Linked DNA regions of Homo sapiens: region 2 is linked to region 1. A link is a contact called in ENCODE Hi-C or POLR2A ChIA-PET data. All regions are on one chromosome and are shown on one strand. The core of a region is the stretch at or near the end of the contact, and the rest is flanking DNA. Distances in the headings are between cores, read along the strand shown. Region 1 holds the start of RDUR (RIG-I dependent antiviral response regulator RNA). Region 2 has its middle 98 kb from the start of RDUR.

Region 1 (6,066 bases), core at 1,637-4,136:
AAAGCTCAGAAAGTCCAGTATAGAAAGTATGGACCCAGAATGGGCAGAACTGGAGAGACTCATGACTATTCTTCACCTCTTGGATAAACACCAAAATGGCAACAAGAAGTGAGAGCTAAAAGTTCCAAGTCAGAAAAGCACAAAAAGTAGATACAAGAACCCAAAAAGACATAGTAGTCAGTGCATATTTTGCAAAGGAGCAGATTTTTCTGCATGTCTCAGAGGGTATTAAAGGAGTGTTATCCACCAATATTTCTTTTCTAAAGTAGCTGCAGGTTAGCATCATATCCAGCTACAGTGAGATTAGGGACATCTTAGCATTCTGACTACCATAAAATGTAACTAGACTAAACTAGAAGGTTTTAGTTCCAATTCCCTAATTATAGAAGAGTATCTGATTGATCCAGGCCAATCAAGTTATCACCTCTGCTCCAATCACAGTGGACCACATCATATAGTATAAACATGACTCTTACAGTAAGAAAACCTGAAAACATATCTACGAGAATAGGTTATGGTAATATCACTACCTGGCAGGAAGAGTGCTAGTCTATCAGGTTACATAATCTCTGGGCAATTCCACAGAGACTTTACAGTTGGGTTTCTTTTAATGAGTCTGTCTCATCTGTCTCATTAAGATCAATGGTGTAGTTATTAATAAAAACATGGCCATGGCCACACCTGTAGTCCCTGCTACTCAGGAGAAAGGCAGGATTGTTTAAGCCCAGGAGTTCGAGGCCAGCCTGGGCAACAGAGACAGACCACATCTAAAATAAATAAATAAATAAATAAATAAAATAAAAAAGTTGGGATTTTATCTGTTAATGTAAAAATAAAATACAATTTAAAAAAAAAACAGTGAGTTTTTTTTAAACTTTTGCATGGACACACACCCAATTCCCACAGATCAGTTAAATTATCACTGCAGTTTATGAGACCAGATACTTTTTGTTACAAATACATACTTATGCTTAATTCTCTAAACACAGTGAATTCTTCCATAACACAAAATAAGCCCAAATTCTGAGGTTTTTTTAATGTTGTAAAGTTATACTGCATTTAACTTTTTTATGTGAATAGTTTCAAATTACATTTTCAACTGGGAGCATGGATCAGTGGTTAAAAACAGGAAGTTTGATGAGCAAACTTGAAACCAGTGAAAATACAGAAGATAATGAGGGAAATTCAGAAAAATCTGAAATCGGCGACAGATGTGACAGTTATGGAGCAGTTCCTAAGTTTTCCCACATGAACCTGGTAGTGGAAAGCAAGATTGCAATATCCTGCCAAACATGCCAAACAAGCAGTAAATCAGCAGAAGGCAATCATAGGCTGTTCTCACATGCTGATTGAAAGTGATTTTCTTAGTATTTTGGATATTTAATAAAAGTTTTGTGACTCTCGTTAATCCTGGAATAATAATTGTATGAGACCACGATGCTAGCAGAATTATTTAAAAACCAATCATGCAAATTTTAACAAAGAGCACCAGAATTCAATGAAAAGCCCAGTTTAAGAGGCCAAAAAGAAATTTCTTGAAGTTTTCCTCAAAGATAATTTCTGAATCTTCTTAGAAAGAGAAGCCTATATACTTGTAGAAACTAAAGTGAAATAGAGAAAGGAAAGCTTTAAAGGCATCATTTCAAATAATTCATTTTTAGAGTTCAAAAAGCATCAACAACTGTTTAGGAGAATAAAGTTAACCAGATTTTTTTTATCTTGCATTTAAATTAAAACATCAATATTAATTTAACCTTTTTCTTGGTCTTTGCTTGCTAAACTTATAATGGTGTATTTGATGATAAAATGATGAGTAAACAAATTTTCCCTGAGTTATGGGTATATATTCAATCTCAGACACACAAAGCTGTTGGAGGGATGACGATCACAGCCCAAGCCCTCACAAAACCTGAATGCCAAGCAACTTAAGCAGAATTCACCAAAACCACACCATCTCAGAGATTGCCTTCTGATTTTCAAAGTGTGTCTAATGGAGCAGTAAATGCTCTATGTTATGCTTAAAAATGTGTTTTGAATACTATTCTTTTTAGACAAGTTTATAATGAAATGAAACTTTGTCAACCATATAGATGTGTGCTGTCTTAACCAGAAGAAACGACTGGTCAGGGTTAAACTGCTATTTTTCATCTTAAAGAACTTTTTTAATCGGACTTAATTTGGCTACTCAAAGGCCTTCTTGGATGATATCCAAGTTCTTACTTATGATTTAAGTTTGTGAAATAAGTGGCTTATGTAAGGGTAAGATATGACTACAAACCGTCCAAGATTTGTGTTAGTTCGACTTAACAATGGTGTGAAAGCAACATGCGTTCAGTAGAAACCATACTTCAATGATTGCATACCTATGCAATCATTCTGTTTTTCACTTTCAGTGCAGTAGTCAATAAAGTACATGTAATATTCAATACTTTATTATAAAATAGGCTTTGTGTTAGATTATTTTGCCCAACTGTAGGCTAATGTAAGTGTTCAGAGCATGAGTAAGGTAGGCCAGGCTAATCGATAATGTTCAGTCAGTTAGGTGTATTAAATGCATTTTGAACTCATGGTATTTCAAGTTTGCTATGGGTTTATCGGGACTTAACTCCTTCATAAGTTGAGGCACATCTGTATTATTAAATCCTAGTCAAGCCAAGCCAACACCATCAGTCCCAGCAACACTGAGTGACCTGCCCCAGGCATTTTCTGAGGTGCTTACCTTACTCTTATATCCCACCTTGAAAGAATCAGACTCTGAGAAGTCTTGTCACAAACCTGTGGTCCATCAATTAACAAGCTTTTATTGAGCACCATTCTGTACTCAGCACTTACATTCACGAAACCTTAAACTCCTCTGTGTACTTAGTCTGTTTTATCTCTGCTTCTGTCAGAATGAGTGCCGTTACATGAGGGATCCCAGGATCCCACCAGCTTGCCTGACATATCGGGTTTCAGGGCGCCGCTGTGATGACTTACAGCCCAGTCTTTTCAGTACATTGTCATTTCCTCTCTTTACCACATCTCATTCTTTCCAGGGCATTTCCTCTATTTTCAAATACAGGGCAGTTTGCCAACATATCTTCTGTTTTGGAATAGTAATCATTACACTATGCCGAGAATTTAAAAAGCATTAGAATGGAGACTGCTTTTAAATCCCCCTCACTCTGTCAGCATAATCCTAGGTATTGCTGCTTCTCTTGGGACACGTACTTATTTCTATTTCTTACTTTTCTGACCGAATTCCAATAATTACCTCATAACCCAAGGAAGCTGCCCTTTTTTCTTATTATTCCTCTTATCTTTTCTCTTTCTCTTCTCATAAACAGTGGTTCTGTTGTCTATAAGACTTTCACTTTCAAGCATAGGTCTGTATATCAAAGTTAAACTATTTTAATTGAACCAAAAGGTTTTCAGGGCCTGCAAGACTAGCTACTTAAAAATATAGATATATTAATTAGACACAGGCTCAAAACCTTATTGTATCATGAAGGGAGGAATGGGTAAGTGTGAACAAGTAAATAAATAACCACTAAAATGAGAACTAAGGTGAACATGAGAGGTGCAAAGTCTTTTGGGGGCCAAAGCAGAGAGAAATCCCATATGTTTAAAGAATCAGGGAAAGCATCATGGTAGAAATAGATTTCAAAGATTGAGACTGCATCGTTGTCAATCCTAGACCCAGGAGGAAAGTTAATAGAATAGAAAAGTAAGGACATGTTGAAGGAACAGTGAATGGTACCACTTGGCCAAAATAGACCTCACATGTAAGAAAGTCATGGCACATATGTCTCTAAGATAACTTGGTCCACATGTTTTCCTACTTCATTTTCTTGGAAATGATGAATAAGTGAAGTCTTCTGAGCAGAAGGGTGTCCTAATCAGAGCACACATGAGGAAGAAAAACCAACCAGCAGTGAATGCGGTGAATCCAAATGTCTGAAGCAGGAGCAAGAGCCATGTCGGGAGCCGCAACAATTGTCCAGACAAGAAGCAACACAGTCCTGAACTGAGCAGGCCACAACGGAAGGAAGAAAGGAGAAAAAAAACGTGGAATGAGCATCTGCATTTCAGGAACTGCATGAGGTCCTTGATGCATATTATTCCATTTAATGGAAAAGAAAAGTGAGTATGAGAGGCATAACCACGATTAGGGAAAAGAATGAGATCAGTATTTATTTAGGACTCCACATAAAATGTGCAGCTCTCATCCAATCCTCTCAATTGGCTAGGTAGGGAATGTTATATTCCCTGCTTTATACATAAGGATATCAAGACTCTGGTGAGCTTAACTAACTGGCTCAAGACCAAAAGGGTAGTAAGTAGCAAAACCATGATCTGAACTCAGACTTATCTGACAGCAAAATAGATGCTCTTCCCACCCTGTGTACCACAAAGCCTATAGAATCTTCCTTACTCCATAATTTAGTAGGCACAGGGTGTGAGAAGTAAGGACGAATAAAAAATTACTTGTGAGTTGTGAAAGATGATTCATTAATAGTGGTGTCATTTATAAAAACAAAATAGAGACAATCAGTTGGAGTTTGGAGTTTGATGAACATAAGTTAATGGGCTTCATTTTAGATACACTGAGTTTAAAATCCTGGCTGGTTACCTAAGTAAGAAAGTCTTAACAGCAATTGGAAATTGCTAGATTTTAGAATCATCAGGAGAAAGATTTTGAGATGAAGGGAAAAAAGATTGAAGAAATTCATGTGTAAAGCAATGTGAGTAGATAAGAAGTCACATGAGGCAAAGAATGTGGAGAAGATTTTATTTTATTTATGGAGCAGTAGAAAGAAAAAGCAGCTAGTGAAGGAGGTGGAAGAGAAGTTTCCAGAAAGATAAAAGAACCAGCAGGCTATGGTATCACAGAGGCTATAGAAGGAGAACATTCAACAAACTGAAATTTCTGCAGAGACAACAGGGAGAATGAGGACTGAGACAAGTCCATTAGATTTGTTGGATATGAAACTAAACTCTCAGTGATTTTCCAGAAGGTGGTTTCATAGAGGGGTAAAGGTAGAAACCATATTACAAGGGGTTAAGAAGTGAATGTATAAGCAGGAAGTGAAAGCAGAATTTGTATTCTTTTAGAAGAAGTGTGGTAATAAACGGAAGAAAGATAAGGCAGTAACCTGCTACAGCAGCAGGGTCAGAGGGGGGTTATTTTAGGATACAGAGGGCTGGCCATATTTGTGGCAGAGGAGGAGAGATTGGAGATTGAAGATGGAAGAAAGATAGGGCTTAAAGGATGGAGCAAAACTGAGAGGAGGTGAGCAGTAATAGAATTAAGAGCAGTGTTCTTGGCAAGGAAAAAAGCAAGTTACCTTGTGCTGAGGTAGAAAAAAGGAAAAGAGGGTAACCCTTCAAGAGATATTGAGAGAATTCACGTGGACTGTCCTCATTCTCAGTAAAACATAAAATGAATAGCCAATATCAGGAAGAGAAAAAGATTTTCTCCAAAAGACTGGAGCTCATATTCTAAAGGGAAGAAAAATGTTTATGTTGGTCACAAATAGAAATTCAGTTTTGCAACATTATCAAACTTCAACAATTTCTCAGGGCTACTCTCTATAGCATGTATTTCCTTTCCCAGAATCAAAGCTGTTGTTCTCTAAAAGTACACGTATTTCCCTTGGACTGCATGGTTATAATTTGGACAAGGAAGATAGCCCTTTTGGTTGTCAGAAATAAAGCAACTCTCTGGACTCTTAACTGTGTTCTTTTGAGAAGAAAGTTCAAGATGTTCACTTAGTAATGTTTGCCAAAGCAAGCACTGTTCTCAATGTTTTTTATCAAAGCCTATCGATTATATGATTTTAATTTGTCTACAAGTAACCAATACCATCTTTTAGCAAAACATTCTATTTCATGTGGATTAGAAACAGAAATTTTAAAATAGCCTCAGTTACTGGAGCTGTTTTCCTAGTCCTTTCCATTGTCACCTTTAATCACTAAGATTATAATTATTATATAATTATCATTATCATTCATTGATCTGATACTCCTTGTGGGATATACAGTGTACATGAATATTATTTAATCTCATAACCTTATAGTGTAAAT
Region 2 (6,066 bases), core at 1,858-4,357, 98 kb before region 1:
GCCTGGTGGTGACAAAATCTCTCAGCATTTGCTTGTCTGTAAAGGATTTTATTTCTCCTTCACTTATGAAGCTTAGTTTGGCTGGATATGAAATTCTGGCTTCAAAATTCTTTCCTTTAAGAATGTTGAATATTGGCCCCCACTCTCTTCTGGCTTGTAGAGTTTCTGCTAAGAGATCAGCTGTTAGTCTGATGGGCTTCCCTTTGTGGGTAACCTGACCTTTCTCTCTGGCTGCACTTAACATTTTTTCCTTCATTTCAACCTTGGTGAATCTGACAATTATGTGTCTTGGAGTTGCTCTTCTCAAGGAGTATCTTTGTGGCATTCTCTGTATTTCCTAAATTTGAATGTTGGCCTGCCTTGCTAGATTGGGGAAGTTCTCCTGGATAATATCCTGCAGACTGTTTTCCAACTTTGTTCCATTCTCCCTGTCACTTTCACGTACACCAATCTGACGTAGATTTGCTCTTTTCACATAGTCCCATATTTCTTGGAGGCTTTGTTGATTTCTTTTTATTCTTTTTTCTCTAAACTTCTCTTCTTGCTTCATTTCATTCATTTCATCTTCCATCACTGATATCCTTTCTTCCAGTTGATCGAATCGGCTACTGAGGCTTGTGCATTCATCATGTATTTCTCGTGCCATGGTTTTCAGCTCCATCAGGACCTTTAAGGAATTATCTGCATTGGTTATTCTAGTTAGCCATTCGTCTAATTTTTTTTCAAGGTTTTTAACTTCTTTGCAATGAGTTCGAACTTCCTCCTTTAGCTCAGAGTAGTTTGATCATCTAAAGCCTTCTTCTCTCAACTCGTCAAAGTCACTCTCCATCCAGCTTTGTTCCATTGCTGGTGAGGAGCTGCGTTCCTTTGGAGGAGGAGAGGTGCTCTGATTTTTACAATTTTCAGTTTTTCTGCTCTGTTTTTTCCCCATCTTTGTGGTTTTATCTACCTTTGGTCTTTGATGATGGTGATGTACAGATGGGGTTTTGGTGTGGATGTCCTCTCTGTTGGTTAGTTTTCCTTCTAACAGTCAGAAACCTCAGTTGCAGGTCCATTGGAGTTTGCTAGAGGTCCACTCCAGACCCTGTTTGCCTGGGTATCAGCAGTGGAGGCTGCAGATCAGTGAATATTGGTGAACAGCAAATGTTGCTGGCTGATCGTTCCTCTGGAAGTTTTGTCTCAGAGAGGTACCCAGCCATGTGAGGTGTCAGTCTGCCCCTACTGGGGAGTGCCTCCCAGTTAGGCTACTCAGGAGTCAGGGACCCACTTGAGGAGGCAGTCTGTCCATTCTCAGATCTCAAGCTGCATGCTGGGAGAACCACTACTGTCTTCCAAGCTGTCAGACAGGGACATTTAAGTCTGCAGAGGTTTCTGCTGCCTTTTGTTTGGCTATGCCCTGCCCCCAGAGGTGGAGTCTGCAGAGGCAAGCAGGCCTCCTTGAGCTGCGGTGGGCTCCACCCAGTTCAAGCTTCCTGGCCACTTTGTTTACCTGCTCAAGCCTCAGCAATGGCGTGTTCCCCTCCCCCAGCCTCACTGCCGCCTTGTAGTTTGATCTCAGACTGCTGTGCTAGCAACAAGCGAGGCTTCGTGGCCATAGGACCCTCCAAGCTAGGTGCGGGATATAATCTCCTGGTGTGCCATTTGCTAAGACCATCGGAAAAGTGCAGTATATGGGTGGGAGTGACCTGATTTTCCAGGTGCCGTCTGTCACCCCTTTTCTTGGCTAGGAAAGGGAATTCCCTGACCCCTTGTGCTTCCCGGGTGAGGCAATGCCTCACACTGCTTCGGCTCACACTTGGTGCACTGCACCCACTGTCCTGCACCCACTGTCTGACAATCCCCAGTGAGATGAACCTGGTACCTCAGTTGGAAATGCAGAAATCATCTGTCTTCTGCATTGCTCGTGCTGGGAGCTGTAGACTGGAACTGTTCCTACTTGGCCATCTTGGAACCGCCCCCTCTTCCACTTATTATTCACTGGCCAGAACTAGGCATGTGGCCCCAACTGAAAGGCAAAAGAGGCTAGAAAATAAATGGAAACACATACAATGTTTGGTGAGCACTAGCTCTTTATGTCACAAGTGAATAGACTACATACTATAATAATTTTAATTTTTAAAAAATGGTTATCTCAGGATAACTTTATGGAATGTTGAAAATACAAGTTTACCTAACATCTGTTGTTCAGTTGTACATATAATCTACATTGTGTTTATACTGTGATTCCTCTGTGCCAGACTGAAAACATGAAGTAGACAATAGTAAAATAATTTCAACAAATGTCAACTGAACAAAATTTGAGATTACCTGGTAAATTGAGTATTAGTTTGGATATCCCTCTCCCGAAGATGTATTATAATGGCAATTGCTTTCTTTGCCAAGGAGTAATATTTATCTGTAAGGCTTTTTCCAATTAAGAAAATATTCAATGATGATAAAGTAGAAATATGATTTTTTTTCCTTCACTCTTCCAGATAGAAAGCAAATTCTGCCTGGTGTGGTGGCTCAAGACTATAATCTCAGCACTTTGAGAGGCCAAGGCAGACAGATCACTTGAAGTCAAGAGTTCAGGACCAATCTAGCCAACATGGTGAAACCCCCATCTCTATTAAAAATACAAAAATTAGCCAGGCATGGTGGCATGCACCTGTAGTCCCAGCTACTTGAGAGGCTGAGGTGGGAGAATCACTTGAACCTGGCAGGCAGAGGTTGCAGTGAGCTGAGATCACACCACTGCACTCCAGCCTAGGCAAAGAAGCAAGACTCCAAGAAAGAAAGAAAAGACAGGGAGGAAGGGAGGAAGGAAGGAAGGAAGGAAGGAAGGAAAGAAGGAAAGAAGGAAGGAAGGAAGGAAATTCTATCTTGGGCAGGAGTTGTAGATACATCATTATCCTGACAATCAGAACCATGATTTGGAAAGATTAATCTGATGGAAATATGCAAATAGGTTAAAAACTATTGTCAAAGAAAGCAGTTAAGCAGCTCATACCAAAGTTCAGCTGTGAAGTAAATGATGACTGTGTGCCGTTTCACACAAGAAGTACTTCATGAATAGGAACCTTCTTTCAGACTGAAACCAGAAACAATCTTAGTTGCTAAACTTCATTAGGAGAGAAGTTACCATGCATAAATGATATGTCTTATGACCACCGGATCTTCCAGATTCCCCTTCCAGTATGTTGGTGCCTTCAAGTGAGAGAGATAAAGTTCTCTCAGCTTCTTCTCTTGTGGCTGAGTTTGCCACAACCAGCAGCCCTGACACACACTATTGGTAAACAAAGCAGAAGTAATGTCACAAGGCATGGGCTTGCCGAGAAGGGTGCCCAAAATAGCAAACCTCATAGCTTAATTTAGAAGAATCTTTACAATGTCAAGCTTACAAAGGTTAAAAAAAAAAAAAAAAAAAGAAACAAAGAAAGAAAAAAGAAATGTGGGGCTAAGCATGGTGGTTCATGCCTGTAATCCCAACACTTTGGGAGGCTGAGGGCTGAGGTGAGGATATCTTGGGGCCAAGAGTTTAAGACCAGTCTGGGCACCATAGTGAGACACTCTCTCTAGAAAAAAAAAAAACTTAAAAATTAGCCCAGTGTGCTAGTTTGGGCCTGTAGTCCTAGCTACTCTGGAGGCCGATGAAGAAATCTCATGAGCCTAGGAGTTCAAGGCTGCAGTGAGCTATGGTCATACCACTGCACTCCAGTCTGGGCCACAGAGCAGGACCTTGTCCAAAAAAAAAGGGAATGTGGTAGCATTTTCAACAAGTATAAACTATGTGGTCTTGTCTATTCACAGATCATTTAAAGATGAAAGCTTTAATTGGGGGGAAAGCCATATCAGCCAATGGCACTGTGAATTTTTGGCAGAGGCATCATCAATTCTAATAACTTTTATCAAAACCAATGGTTTTAAGCATTCAAGCTTTTATTTACCCCTCTGTGGTCTGAAATAACCATTGGCGTTTGGAGCTGTTTTTGTTTATTTAATTTGGTTTTGTTTTAATTGGTCTTGAAGTCAACATACTCAGGATTTGCAATGTAGAAATGAGTTCTATGAAGGCAGCAGATTCTTGATTTCTTTCGGTCTATAAGTCTTCCCCATTAAAAGCCTATACTCTGGCCAATAAGAACTAGAAGTAGAAAATAAAGTTAAAAGCAAGCTCAACATAGTGAGGTTCTAACTCCATATGTTGCGTTTATGGAGGCTTGTTTCTCTAACTCTTTCCTGGTCCTCAGACACCATGGGAGAATAAAAGTAAGCCACTGGTACCTTCTTCTGCCGTAAACTTTTCTCCAACATAAACACATATTTATGTTGACATGAACATAAACACACAGTCACACACACTCATTGCTTTGGAAATGGTAATTCCCATTAGAAACATGCAAGTTTAAATTTAATGTTCTTTGTACTTAGTGGTAATTCACTTATACTTATTTTCTTTGAGAGAGTGAGACAGGAAAGAATCTCAAGAATCTTTAAAGAAATGCAGAGAAGGCTAGCTGTGCCAGGTAACTGACGAAAAGCAAATTAAGGTCTCCGTTTTCAAAAGAAGAATGAAGTTAGATTTCACAAACTCAAATAATGAAAATATTATCAAAGGCAGGCTGAGCACAATGTCTCATGCCTGTAATCCCACCACTTTGAGAGGCCATGGTGGGCAGATCAGTTGAGTCCAGGAGTTCAAGACCAGCCTGAACAACACAGTGAGACCTTGTGTCTAGAAAAAAAGAAAAAGAAATAAAATATTATCCACGACATTAATAAACAGATAGCTTGTGAACTTAAGAAGGGGAAATGATAGGTCACTAGAAGACATCGTGGATGCACTAAGAACACATTATATGAGGCTGAGTTCATTTCCATTTTTGAGAATTCAACTAAGTATAAGAGCAGAACTCCATAACTATTGTGTATTTAGAGTTTATAATACATTTCATCTTTCATAATCTCCATGAATACCAGTGAAGAAGTAGAGGCTAAATGCTAGTGGCGTTCAGTGGTTTAACGTAGAGTTGAATGACTAAACTCCCCAGGCTCAGAATCTGTGCCCACCTGAGTTAGTTGCCCAGTGGCTTGACACAGGGCTCATTCTTATCTCTTTGCTACTTAACCCATTTATCAAGAACTTCCATAGCTTCCATAGGGACCTAGATATCATGGATATCAAATGTGATAACCTAAAATTATAAGACTTGTTGATAATTAGCTCCAAAAATATCTCAGCAAGATGAAGTAATGGTCTTGATTTTCAGTTCACTAACCACGTTTCAGGTACAGTTTACTGAGATGGAAATAAGTGTGCTTCCTTATCTGGTACAATAAAACAGAGCTCTATTTTAAAATAAATGCTTAATTATTATACAGAACACATATTTCAAAGGTGATTTCTGGCTAGCAATTTAAAAGAAAAAAAGAATATTAAAATGCAATACTTGGTAACTTTTTCATTAATACTTAACTTATAGTGTCAACACCAAATCTTAATAACTTCTCAAATTCAACACATTTAAGTCCTTTCTTTGGAATTATGACCAAATCAAGGATCTAGAGATTCAGGCTCTCTTAGCATCTTTTTGATACTTGCTCTTCTCATCAATTTCTAGTTTCCCTTCTCTAGTTAACTGAAGGATAGGGTTTAACTTCCCTTTTTCCCCCACTCTTTCTTCTACAGTCACAGAAGCACAACTCCCCACATCCGTGCACTAGGTACAGCTTAGTGACCAACACCTTCGGTACTGCTAAGGATCCCTACAGAAGTTCTGCCTCTACTGTCAACTAGCAGAGCTATGAGGCCTTGGCCCAGACCCATCACCTCTCTGGGATTCAATGCCCTCATCTCTAGAACTATGTGGCCTCCAGAGTCTGTTTGCTCTCAGAATCTTTGACGTCATGATTCCTTACCATAACAAGTATCATTTATAAATGAAGGTAAAAATGGTCAACTTTAAAATTAATAATAATAATAGTATGAGAAAATAAATTCAGTAAAACTAGGCCTCTTAGACAGACAATCAAAATGCAACAGAAATCCCTGAAAGATTCAATTGCTTCAGTTTCTTAGAACCCAGT

The links. Hi-C counts contacts between places; a loop is a spot of excess contacts on that map. ChIA-PET counts read pairs that join two places held with the same protein, here RNA polymerase II (POLR2A). Pooled maps may share reads with other maps.
Region 2: a loop to region 1 is called in a map of B cell, with 2.7 times the contacts of the local background. The contact joins the enhancer-like site here to the promoter of RDUR in region 1. A Hi-C loop is called at or near these places in 3 of 168 maps with a recorded cell type or tissue (B cell, GM12878 and PC-3), 32 of 37 single-sample maps with no recorded cell type and 13 of 50 pooled maps. POLR2A ChIA-PET finds 5 or more read pairs at or near these places in 6 of 52 experiments (B cell, GM12878, RWPE1 and 3 more).

What each region holds. Positions count from the first base shown.
Region 1 is chr3:101,937,679-101,943,744 of GRCh38, reverse strand. RDUR (RIG-I dependent antiviral response regulator RNA) reads right to left here and starts at 2,886. Exons shown (of 4, transcript NR_026934.1): 1 at 2,720-2,886.
Region 2 is chr3:102,035,817-102,041,882 of GRCh38, reverse strand. No RefSeq gene overlaps it. Among named protein-coding and RNA genes, the nearest start is that of RDUR, 98 kb to the right of the region's middle. Within about 2 kb of position 3,107, at least 4 of the 41 ENCODE cell types and tissues checked have a DNase peak (open chromatin) inside an H3K27ac peak, as active enhancers do; they include B cell and GM12878, where a contact is called at or near this core.